Linked DNA regions of Homo sapiens: region 2 is linked to region 1. The links are chromatin loops, found by intact Hi-C in ENCODE. Cell type or tissue: CD4-positive, alpha-beta T cell. All regions are shown on one strand. Links, peaks and the distances in the headings refer to the core of each region. The heading gives the core; the rest is flanking DNA. Region 1 overlaps TBC1D10A (TBC1 domain family member 10A). Region 2 overlaps LOC105372990 (a long non-coding RNA gene).

What was found. A loop is a pair of places that touch in the nucleus more often than their neighbours do. Peaks named below come from ENCODE experiments on the same cell type or tissue, not always from the same donor. Only the 100,000 strongest peaks of a DNase experiment are listed, where the experiment ranks them.
Region 2: it touches region 1 in a loop (4-fold over the local background); 5 of 110 quality-filtered maps call a loop at or near these places.

What each region holds. Positions count from the first base shown.
Region 1 is chr22:30,304,219-30,309,559 of GRCh38, reverse strand. TBC1D10A (TBC1 domain family member 10A) reads left to right here. Exons shown (of 9, transcript NM_031937.3): 2 at 4,930-5,029. Among named protein-coding and RNA genes, the nearest start is that of CASTOR1, 17 kb to the right of the region's middle. RefSeq lists enhancers at 711-800, 861-920, 4,385-4,884. In CD4-positive, alpha-beta T cell, for the core only: no CTCF peak of the experiment used is centred there; DNase peaks (open chromatin) are centred at 2,299, 3,069, 3,359, 3,869 and 1 weaker place; H3K4me3 peaks cover 2,580 bases; H3K27ac peaks cover 4,826 bases.
Region 2 is chr22:30,433,404-30,438,776 of GRCh38, reverse strand. LOC105372990 (a long non-coding RNA gene) reads right to left here. Exons shown (of 4, transcript NR_148046.1): 2 at 4,882-5,160; 3 at 4,392-4,485; 4 at 2,276-3,756. Among named protein-coding and RNA genes, the nearest start is that of MTFP1, 10 kb to the right of the region's middle. RefSeq lists an enhancer at 2,438-2,959. In CD4-positive, alpha-beta T cell, for the core only: a CTCF peak has its summit at 2,816; DNase peaks (open chromatin) are centred at 2,976, 3,566 and 3,646; H3K4me3 peaks cover 1,165 bases; H3K27ac peaks cover 1,883 bases; H3K27me3 peaks cover 452 bases.

The DNA of each region.
Region 1 (5,341 bases), core at 342-5,341:
AGAAGCTGGGGTTGCCAGCAAATGGCAGATTGCCCTGGCCGGGTGCGGTGGCTCATGCCTGTCATCCCAGCACTTTGGGAGGCTGAGGCGGGTGGATCACATAGTCAAGAGATTGAGACCATCCTGGCCAACATGGTGAAACCCCGTCTCTACTAAAAATACAAAAATTAGCTGGGTGTGGTGGTGCCCCAGCTACTTGGGATGCTGAAGCAAGAGAATCACTTAAACCCGGGAGGTGGAGGTTGCAGTGAGCTGAGATCATGCCACTGCACTCCAGCCTGGGCGACAGAGCAAGACTCCGTCTCAAAAAAAAAAAAATGGCAGATTACCCAGGCTTACCATCTGCACCTGAGGTTGTGCTGGCAAACCATCCCATCCAGTGTATTGGTGTCTCTGAGCATTGCTAGGTACGGGCAGGCCACTCACTGGGGCAGTCACAACACTGGAGGAGGGGGTTAGACTGTCTCCAGTGGCTTGGGCGCCAGAGATGGAGCCACACAGAAGCATCTGGAGAAGGGCCTGATTTCCCCACAGCCTTCCCCAGGGAACTGGAAATAGCATATAGGTCACTGTGACAGAGGGGAAGCCCTGGGTCAGCTACTTACTTATTAGCTTTGTGACTTTGTCCAAGTCATACAACCTTTCTGATCAGGCCAAGTCTGTCATGGTCCAAATGGAAATAGTAATTAATCTGTGAGGGCCCCACTTCACTGGGCTATTAGAGGGACACGTACAATTTCTAAGGCAGAAGTAGCTTGTAGCCCTGATGCAGTGCAGATGAAGGTAATGATGTCATGGAGAAAGCCAGGCAGGCAGCTGTTGAACACCTGGGGCGTGTGGTAGGAGTCACAGAAGAAGTTCAAGACCCGGTCCAGCTGGGGAGGGACAGTGCTGAGTAATATGAGCAAGTGGTAATGAAGTGCATATTTCACACTTAATGACTTGACTCATTTGTCAGTTGGTGCTGAAATCAGTTTTAGGGGCTTGTGACCAGCATTTAAAACAATAGAATAGAAAAATAGAAAATCAATCTGGAAATATCAGAGTGCATTAGTACATGTAAGGGCAACTCGTTTCCTAAAATGTATTCTGGTTGTGTGTGTGTATGTGTGTTGTGTTTGTGTGGGTCTCAGTTTAAAAAGCATGAGACATGGTGTTCTGAGCCAGGATGAAGATCTTCAGGTTGGAGGACATTTTACGAGATCTAGGCAGGCAGGCAGGCAGGCATGCAGGCATGCAGGCATGCAGGCAGGCAGGCATGCAGGCATGCAGGCATGCAGGCTGTGTGGAGGCTGAGGGCTTGGCCTGTGGAGGCAGAGAAGTGTAGTACAAGGGTCAAGAGCATGAGCTGTAGAGTCAGTCAGGCCTGGGTTTGAGTCCCAGCTCTGCCACTTATAGCTACATGGTCTTAAAACACTCTTAACATTACTAAGCCTTGGATTCTACTTTAAAATGGGGAGAATGGGCCGGGCGCTGTGGCTCACGCCTGTAATCCCAACACTTCAGGAGGCCGAGGCGGGTGGATCGCCTGAGGTCAGGAGTTCAAGACCAGCCTGGCCAACATAGTGAAACCCTGTCTCTACTAAAAATGCAAAAAATTAGCTGGGTGTGGTGGTGGGCGCCTGTAATCCCAGCTACTCGGGAGGCTGAGGCACGAGAATCACTTAAACCCGGAAGGCGGACGTTGCAGTGAGCCGAGATCGCGCCATTGCACTCCAGCCTGGGCAACAAGCGCAAAACTCCGTCTCAAAAAAATAAAATAAAAAGGGGAGAATGATGTTATAGTAGGGTTATTACAAAAGGTACATGTGATAAAGGTATGTGAAGCATTGAGAAGAAAATTGTAAGTAGTAAATAATCTACGAATGGTAACTACTGTTGCTGATATTATTATTGTTGTAGTGATGGTTTTTAATGTAATATTGGGCTCTGAAGGGTTACTGTCACTTGGAGAAGGGAGAAGAAAGGGCATTCAGTTAGGGATGAGTGGATGGTGAGGGATAAACATGTGTGTGCCTGGTATGGGAGAATTGTATGGCCTCAAAAGCGGTGTTGAGATTACGGTGGAAGTTACTAGGACAATTTTGGCATAAGGTGGGGAAGAAAGCTTTAGCAGTGGAAACTGTTTAACAATAGAGTGACTTCACCTGGAGGTAAGGAAGGCCCATCCCTGGAGGAGTTCCAGCAGTGGCTGAGCCAAAAGAAACTGGTCTCACTTGTCTCTTTTGGCTTCAGAGACTCCCTCAGTCTACCTTAAGGAAGGAGGGGTTTTCTGGAGGATGAGTGAGGCCGCCAGATTTGCGACATCCCCCATGGGCCATTTGTGGTCCCTTATACTGGGCCAGCTTCTCTCTCACTAGCAATTGGTTCCTGCCCTCTCCACTGTCAGGAGGAAGCCTCCTCAGGGCTTCTACACTGTCATACTATTTTCAGGGACCCCTCTGGCCCCAGCTTCATCCCACAGCTCCTCTGTGGGCCTCCTTAGAGGGTCAAATTCATAAGATAGACTGTACAAGCATATAGCGAAACTGAGGATCAGAGAAGAAAGGGGACTTGCCTAATGTAGAAAGGATTTCTATATCAGACAGCAGTTGGATCAGATGTTTTCTAAGATCCTGACTGAGTTAATTGAAGGATATGTGACTCTTCTGATTTAACAACAAAAAAAATAGATAGCCTGCAATGTTTCAGGAGTATATCCTGTGCCTAGAGACATCTACCTGCAGTTAGAGAGCATGTGGTACGCTGAGTGCTGGGTACAGCCAGACCTCCAGTGTCTTCCTTCTCACCATCTCCAGGTAGATTAAACTCCTCTGCTGTTAAAGGAAAAGCCATTCAGATGGCCATATTGCCTTAAAATTTTCCTAATTTAGGATTTAAAAAATCAAAACAGATCTTTCAATTGACATGCACAGTTAAAGTAGTAGTGGGTTTTTTGTTTGTTTCTGAGAAGATCTTGCCAAATCAATGGTGTAGCTTAAAATCAGTGGTGTCTTAGAATCCAGGAAATATGGTAGTTTGTTTTGTACTCTTCTGAAGTTCCGGTTTGAGGTTTGACATTGGGGGTTTGAAACTGCCAAAGCTGTTATCTGGCATCAGTTAAAAGAACTCTGAATTTAACATGTTCCTCTGTGTATCTGCAGTTGGGAGAATGGGCATCTTTGAGTCCCTGCAGTTAGATTTTATCAATAAAGCCAGACTGAGGGTTGAGGTATCAGATAGACATATTTAATCACCTGTGAGTTCTTTGGAAACTGGTAATCTCAAGTGAAAACCTTGCCCTCTGTAAGCCTCAGTTTCTTCATCTGTGCAGTGGGGATATTGGATTAGCCATTATCTACATCCATAACTGCCAGAACTTCCTGTTGACTCAGTTTGGGCACCCTTCTGACTGGTTAACTAGAAGGCTGTTCCTCTGACTTGTTGCATAAGCAGTGCATTATAGGTGGTGGAAGGTATCATGGCCTGGGAGGTGTGGGCCCTTAGTTTCTGCTCCTGGGATGTTTGGGGGTTGCCCGGAGATACATATCCCTTTGTAAATTACCTGACCTTTTGTAAAGGCGTGGTCCTTGCTTTGCTTTTATCAGGAAAGGCAAAGAAAGGAGTAACTCATGCCCTAGTTCTGCCTTTAGGTGGTGAGAGGGGCAGCAGTTCAAGGTGGGGTGCCTTGTATCAGTGCGTTGAGGGGGCCTCCTTTGCCTGGGCTGTAGTCCTTCCTCAGACGTTCAGTTCCAAGGCTACTCTCAGGCCTGGGCACTTCCCCAGATAAAATGCACTGAAGAAGACCTTCCCTTTTGTGTCTTAGAGGCCTCAGCTCTGCCAGGGCCCCTCCCTCTGCTCTTCCAACCAGTAAAAGTCACAGTAGCACATTTCCTTCCGGCAGAGAGAGGATCAGAGACTCAGGCCTGGGCCAAGCCCCAGCCCCACTGTGTCCTGTTCCTGAGAACCTCCTCTGAGCTGCCTCCGACTCTGTGCTCCTTTCTGAGAGGTCAGGCAGCACTGTGTGCTGGCTCTTGGCTGGGACCTGACTTGTATTTGAGTCTGGGTTTTTCCACTGATTGAACGCTAAGCAAGATACCTTTCCTGAGTATCTTACCTCTCTAAGCCTGTTTCCTTGTCTGTCATTAATACCTTATTCTGTTAAGAAAGCAGAAAAAAGCACCTTGGTGCTGAGGTGTTTTCCCCACATTCAGTGCCCACCAGAATATCAACTCCATGAGGGTCAAGACTTTGTTTTAATCATGGGACGGCATCCCCATAACCCATCCAGAGGCCCTCGCCCTAGAACACTGCAACACAGTTGTGCTAGCTGCCCAGTCAGTAGATCTACAGATAGAAGAAGTGGTATTTGATGGGGCTTTGAAGTGTGTGTAGGATTTTGATGGGTGGAGACGATTTGGGAAGCATTCCAGCAAAGTTACTGGCATGAATAAAGGCTGAGAGGGAAAGGGCCAGGGCATAATTGGGGAAACTCTGAGTAATGAGTTTGGCTCAAGTAAAGAGGTGAGCATATTATTTCTGTACTCGTTTGACTAGTTTTTGTGTTCAACTCTGCACCTTGTACACCGGCCCTCTGAAGAGGCTTATTGACTAAGGCAGACCCAGGACAGGAATGCTTTGCTTTGCTGCACAGATGCAGACACTCACTCAGCCTCTGCCTCAGAGAGGTACCATGGGTCCTGGCCACATTAGGGAAGTAGGCACTTGAACCACCTGCTGTCTCTCTAGCTTATGCCTTGAGGCGGTGGATGGGGAGGTGGCGTGTTCCCTCTCATCTGCAATAGGATGGTCCGAGGTAGCAGTCCTGAAGGGAACAGCAGGGATGGTAGGCAGGAAGAATGGAGGTCTGACCAGGCTGGCGGCTGGGAATGAAGCCAGGGCCTTTGCTTCCCTTGGCACCTCTCACAGGCCCTGCCCTCTGCTCCACAGGCTGGAGGAAGTACCCCTGGAGGTGCTGAGGCAGAGGGAGTCCAAGTGGCTGGACATGCTCAACAACTGGGACAAATGGATGGCCAAGAAGCACAAAAAGGTGAGGGGCCTGGCCTCAGGTATTGGGCTGGGAGTTGGCAGCTTGGGGAGGAGGAGGAAGAGGGAGGAACTTCATCAGCTTAGGAAAGCAGAGGCTTCTATAACTGCCAGATGCCTTAGGTGTCCTCCAACTGCCAGTGCAGGACAGAAGCTGGCTTGAAGGCAGGGGGAAGGTTGGGCCCTAACACAATGACTTCAGATTCATGCAGAACATTGTCCTGGAGCTAAACCTCAAAGCCACTCTTAGCCAACAGCCATAACACAGCTTTCTTCTAGCCTTCCCAGGGGAAGGACTTAAGTGCTGCTTACCAAC
Region 2 (5,373 bases), core at 310-5,309, 130 kb before region 1:
GCTGTAATCAGGGTAGGGCTGGTGAACCTGCAGGACGGGCTGGGGGAAAGGCATGGAAGGGAGTGTCCCAATAGGAGGGAACAGTATATGAGAAAGCCTGGGCAGGAGAAACACCAGATCTAAGGACCCAAAAAGGACAGAATGGCTGAAATGAAGATTTGGGGTGGGGCAGTGAGAAGGGTGTGTATGATAGGGGCGTTATCCAGATCACCAAGGGCCCTGAGAGCCACTGTGAGGGTCTGGACTCTGTTCTGAACATTGTAAGAAGTGGTTGGCCAGAGGGAACATTTGGAGAGGAACAAGCTAGAGGCTGCTACCATGATATATGTCTAGAGGGGACAGATAGGAGATGTGGTGCTAGAGTACTGGGGACAGAAGCCACAGGAATGAGCGGGAGCAGCCAGGGTAGAGAGAGGAGGGCCTGAGCCCAGGCTCTTAGCACTGGGGTGACAGCCAGAGAGGTAGAAAGGAATCTGGAGGGAGAGCTCCAGATAGCCAGGAGTCAGTCACAGCTGAGGCTGGCTTTCCCTTCTCCCTACCAGGCAGTTTTGGGGAGGGAATAACAGACCAGGCTTGAGTTTTACCTGTGACCATATATGCTGGGAGGCCTTTGCCAGGTCACTTGCCTTCTCTGATTCTTAGAATGTAAGTCTGGAATGGGGAGCAGTTTATCTACTATGAAAGGGAAATAAATCTGGGGACCTCAAAATCATTAAGCCAAAGGGAAAAGACAAGCTGGGAACTGCATCAGGCAAACTTGCCTCCCATTTTATTCCTAAATAAGATAGCTACAAGGATTAAAAAGCTACATACCTCATGCACATTTTGCCCACAAGGAAATTCCTTGTAGGCCTCAAGATTTTTACCCTAAAACAGTTCTGTTGGATTTCACCCTGGCAATGTAAATGAATAGCTGATCTTCACAGGTGCAGGACAAAGGACAGAACTCAAAGTCATCCCTCTGCTCACCTGAGACAAATGCATCTGATTGCTTCCTCTGCCCTTATTGTTTATGTAAAAATGCAGCTTCACTGAGCCAGACTAAAGCATAAGTGACTATTCCTCTACCCGCCACCCCGGCTCACATGTAAATTGTTATTCAGTGAAAGGCTGATAAGGATCCAAAAGAACACAAACTTTTATCTCTTATCGACCCATGACCTGGAAGCCCCCACCCCACTTCAAGTTGTCCTGCCTTTCCAGACCAAACCCATGTACATTTTACACACATTGATCGATGTCTCATGTCTCCCTAAAGTGTATAAAACCAAGCTGTGCCCCAACCATCTTGGGCACATGGCATCAGGGTGAGGCTGTCACAGGTGCATCCTTAACCTTGGAAAAATAAACTTTCTAAATTGATTGAGACCTGTCTCAGATACTTTTGGTTCACACTACCTACCCTCTGGGTTAGCAAGAGGGTCAGAAGAATGGTGGTAAACTACAGGACTTTCTAGGTATGGAGACCCTGCCTTGTCAATTTCCATGGTATAAATGTGTCCACTATGGCCTATTTCAAGCTTCCCACATAAAGCGATACACAGTAGCACATGATAATGTGGTCTTTCCACCAAACAGAATAGATGTAAATAAGCTCCCAAGAGCATAGATGATAGTAAGGTATAGTAAGGATAGTAAGGATGATAGTAAGGATAGTGAGGATAGTAAGGATAGTAAGATAGTAAGATAGTAAAATATTTACTATTAAGATAGTAAAATGATTACGAGGCAACAAGTTTTGAGCATTTACTTTGTTTTTAGTAAAATGTATTTAAATCTAAGTTTATATCATTTGATCTTTTTATATTGTTTATTTATTTATTTTTTTTGAGACAGGGTCTCACTCTGCCGCCCATGCTGGAATGCAGTGGTGTGATTACAGCTCACTGCAGCCTCAAACTCCTGGGCATAAGCGATCCTCCCATCTCAACCTTCTGAGTAGCTGGGACTACAGGCGTGCACCACCACATCCAGCTAATTTTTATATTTTTTGTAGAGACAGGGCTTCACCGTGTTGCCCAGGCTGGTCTCGAACTCCCGGGCGCAAGCAGATCACCTCCCTCGGCCTCCCAAAGTGTTAGAATCACAGGTATGAGCCACCACACCAGCCTACATTATTTAATTTTTAATAATGGCTGTGTCTAACAACGAGCTCATAAAATTCCTGAAAAGCTAACAATTGGCTGTCATCCCTACTGGCCAGCTGTGACATGCCACTTACTGGTCTACAGGCAAGAGGATATGCAAAGTAAACCTCCAATGGGCCCTCCTCTCTGTCATCCTCAAGAGGCTCAACCTCCGCCCTAGGGGGCTGCTGGGCTTCTCAAACATTAAGGGGCAAAGGCAGGAGTGCTCTGAGCCCAGCCTACCCAAGGCAGCCACAGGTTTGGAGGAAAAACGCACTTCTTTCCACCCCTCCCCACCCCTGTCTGAGTCCTGCCATGCCTAAGACAGTATCCCCAACAGTGGCCCCTGTTCTGGGGACCTCATGTTCCCAGCCCTTCCTCAGGAAAACCAGAGAGCTAAACTCATTGGTGAACATCTCTTTATTGGAAAATCCTGGTGGGTGTAGGGGCTCCTTAGACTCTGGTGCCCGGACCTGCATCTGGACATGCTTCAAAGCTCTGGGTCCTGAGCCAGCAGTAGTAAAGGAAGACACAGATGCCCATCCCCAGGGCAGACAGCAACACCAAGAGCAGAGTCCCTGTTACCAGTGTCAGTGAACTGGGAAGACTTCCATATATAAGAGGGAGAGGCTAGGTAGGGCCTGGAGAGGCAAGAAGTGCGCCAGCAGAGGCAGGAAGTGCACCAGCAGGGGAAGGAAGTACACCAGCAGGGGCAGGAAATACACCAGCAGGGGCAGGAAGTGCGCCAGCAGAGCCAGGAAGTGCACCAGCAGAGGCAGGAAGTGCGCCAGCAGAGCCAGGAAGTGCACCAGCAGAGGCAGGAAGTGCATCAGCGGGGGCAGAAAGTGCACCAGCAGGGGCAGGAGATACACCAGCCGAGGCAGGAAGCGCCCCAGCAGAGGCAGCAAATATACCAGTAGGGGCAGAAAGTGCACCAGCAGAGGCAGGAAGTGCACCAGCAGGGGCAGGGAGGAGACTGGATGACAGCCCCCATTACCCAGAACCATGTTGTTCACATGGGAGAGGGTGCAGGTATACCAGCCTTGAACGACGCCTATGTGACCTCAAGCCTCAGTTTCCCCATCTATAGAATGGGACCTGATTGTGTCTACTGCATGGGATTATTGGGAGGATTCTTGGGAGGATTAAACAGAAAAATGGAAGCCCTGGCCCCTCCTTTGGCAGGCAGGCAGGCAACAAAGGCAGCATGTATTAACAATATGCAGTGGGCAGCAGTTACTGTTCTGGATAAGGAGGCTCAAAGGGGTAAGTGGCTTCCAAGGTCATGAGGTAAGCAAGCTTACAGCCAGATTGCCTGAGGTTTCAGGCTCTGCCCTGGCAGGCCACAAATGGGGGCCCAGGGAGGAGAGGGAGGGGAGAAGGAGGAAGCCAGAGCCTGGTTCTACAGGGACTGCCAAAGACCACTGGATGCAGAGCTCCAGTGTCTCTCACTGTGAAGGGGACCTGGAGAAGAGCCCAGGCTACAGGAGAGGGCTCCCTTGCTCGTCTCCAGGCCCCCTAGAGTCAGAAGCCTGACTCAGTTCAGAGGACAAGTCAGCCTTCTCTGTCACCTGATTGGAAGCCTTCTCAGGGGCCTGATGGGAAGCCTTCTCAGAGGCCTGATTGGAATCTGGAAGCCAAAGACATCAAAGACAGTTTTAAGCCACAACACAACATCCCCTCACACCCCCAACACACACAGCTATAAACTTCTGACCTTCTACTATTTGTTTACTGATACTGAAAGTTGAGAGAATATGAAGCTATTTTTTTTCCAAGGACAGAAAAGATAACATGTTGTTTATACTATGGTGTGAGTGACTACAAGCCTTCTCTCTCCTCTATGAAACTCTCAGAAGGGCATATATCAAGGGTTATGTGGGTGGAGGTGAAGGGGTCTCCAGATATCTGTTTAATAAAGATTACATGAGAGGCTCAAAAGTGGCAGGCCAATCTAATGCTCTCATTTTGCACTTGGGGAAACCAAGGCCCAGAAAGGGAAAGGATTTGCCCAAGGTCCCACACAGTAGAAGCCTCTCCAGACAGGATCCAGAAGCCAGGACCCTCCTTGGTTCTGATCAATGGGCACCTTGAGTGGGTCTTTGTGGTCCAGGCCAGTGTCAGTTTCCTCAGAGGCCTTTAGTAGCAAGATGATGTCTTCTATAAGCCTGTTCATGCAAGGCTGTGACTGATTCCCCGGGCCAGCTGCCTCCCTTGCCTCAGAGCCTACCTCCACCCTCCACACCCAAAACAGGGGCCTCCTACCTGCCAAGGACCTTTGATAGGGTAATCAGGGGGCCAGGCAGGTAATCTCACAACTGTCACTCATACTCCCAGGGAGGCATCCAGAAGTTCTTACCTAGAGGTGAGGGATGGAGGTGGTCAGTGCACCAGAGATGGGAGCTAGGGGTGGCATGGACCAGACCTGCATTTAACAAGCAAAGAAACAGAGGCTAACAAAAGGTCAGTGACTTGCCCATGATGTCACAGCCAGCAAGAGCTGGAGCTGGGATTTGAACCTGGGTCTAGGTCACAGTCCAAAGCCTCCATTCCCAGTATACCTCACACTGCCCACTCTAGGCCAAAGCAGTTGGGCTTGTGGTCCAGCCAAGCATGGGGAACTATTGCAGAAATTCAATCTGAGCTATTTTGAGCCTCAGTTTCCTCACCTCCCACACAATTAAGTGAGGTCATGTACCTCAAATGCCAGTTACAGGGTAAGGCATGCAGTACACCTTTGGTGAACATGACTCACCATGAGTGCCCCTGTGGAAGGAACAGGCCTTCTTGGTAGCATCAGATGGGACCTTTAGATTCCAGAGCAACAGCTTGTGGTGCACCCCGTAACTTCCAAAGATTCCTCAGCTTGGGTCTCTGTTCCTACGGGGTGGCAGAGTGGGGAGGGGGTTATCTGTTTCCACTCACATCAGCAGGAGTACCAGTAAAGCTGAAGGCCTGGAAGGAGAGCTCCAGTCTCTTGGGGACCTCTTGGGGCACGAAGTGGGAGTGGAAGTTCTTGCCGTTCACCAGGCACCTGGAAGGCACAGGTTGGAAGGTCATCAGGGTCAGACCCCTGAACTGGGATCTGGTCCTAGCCCCAACACCACCATACACCATCATTTGTTGAGAATTCTGCATGCCAAGCACTGAGCTAAGCGTCACCCCATTCAGTCTACACAGCAGGCTTTGAAGATTCTGGCACTATCCCCATTTCACAGAAGGGCAAACAGAGGCTCCAGAGGTGAAA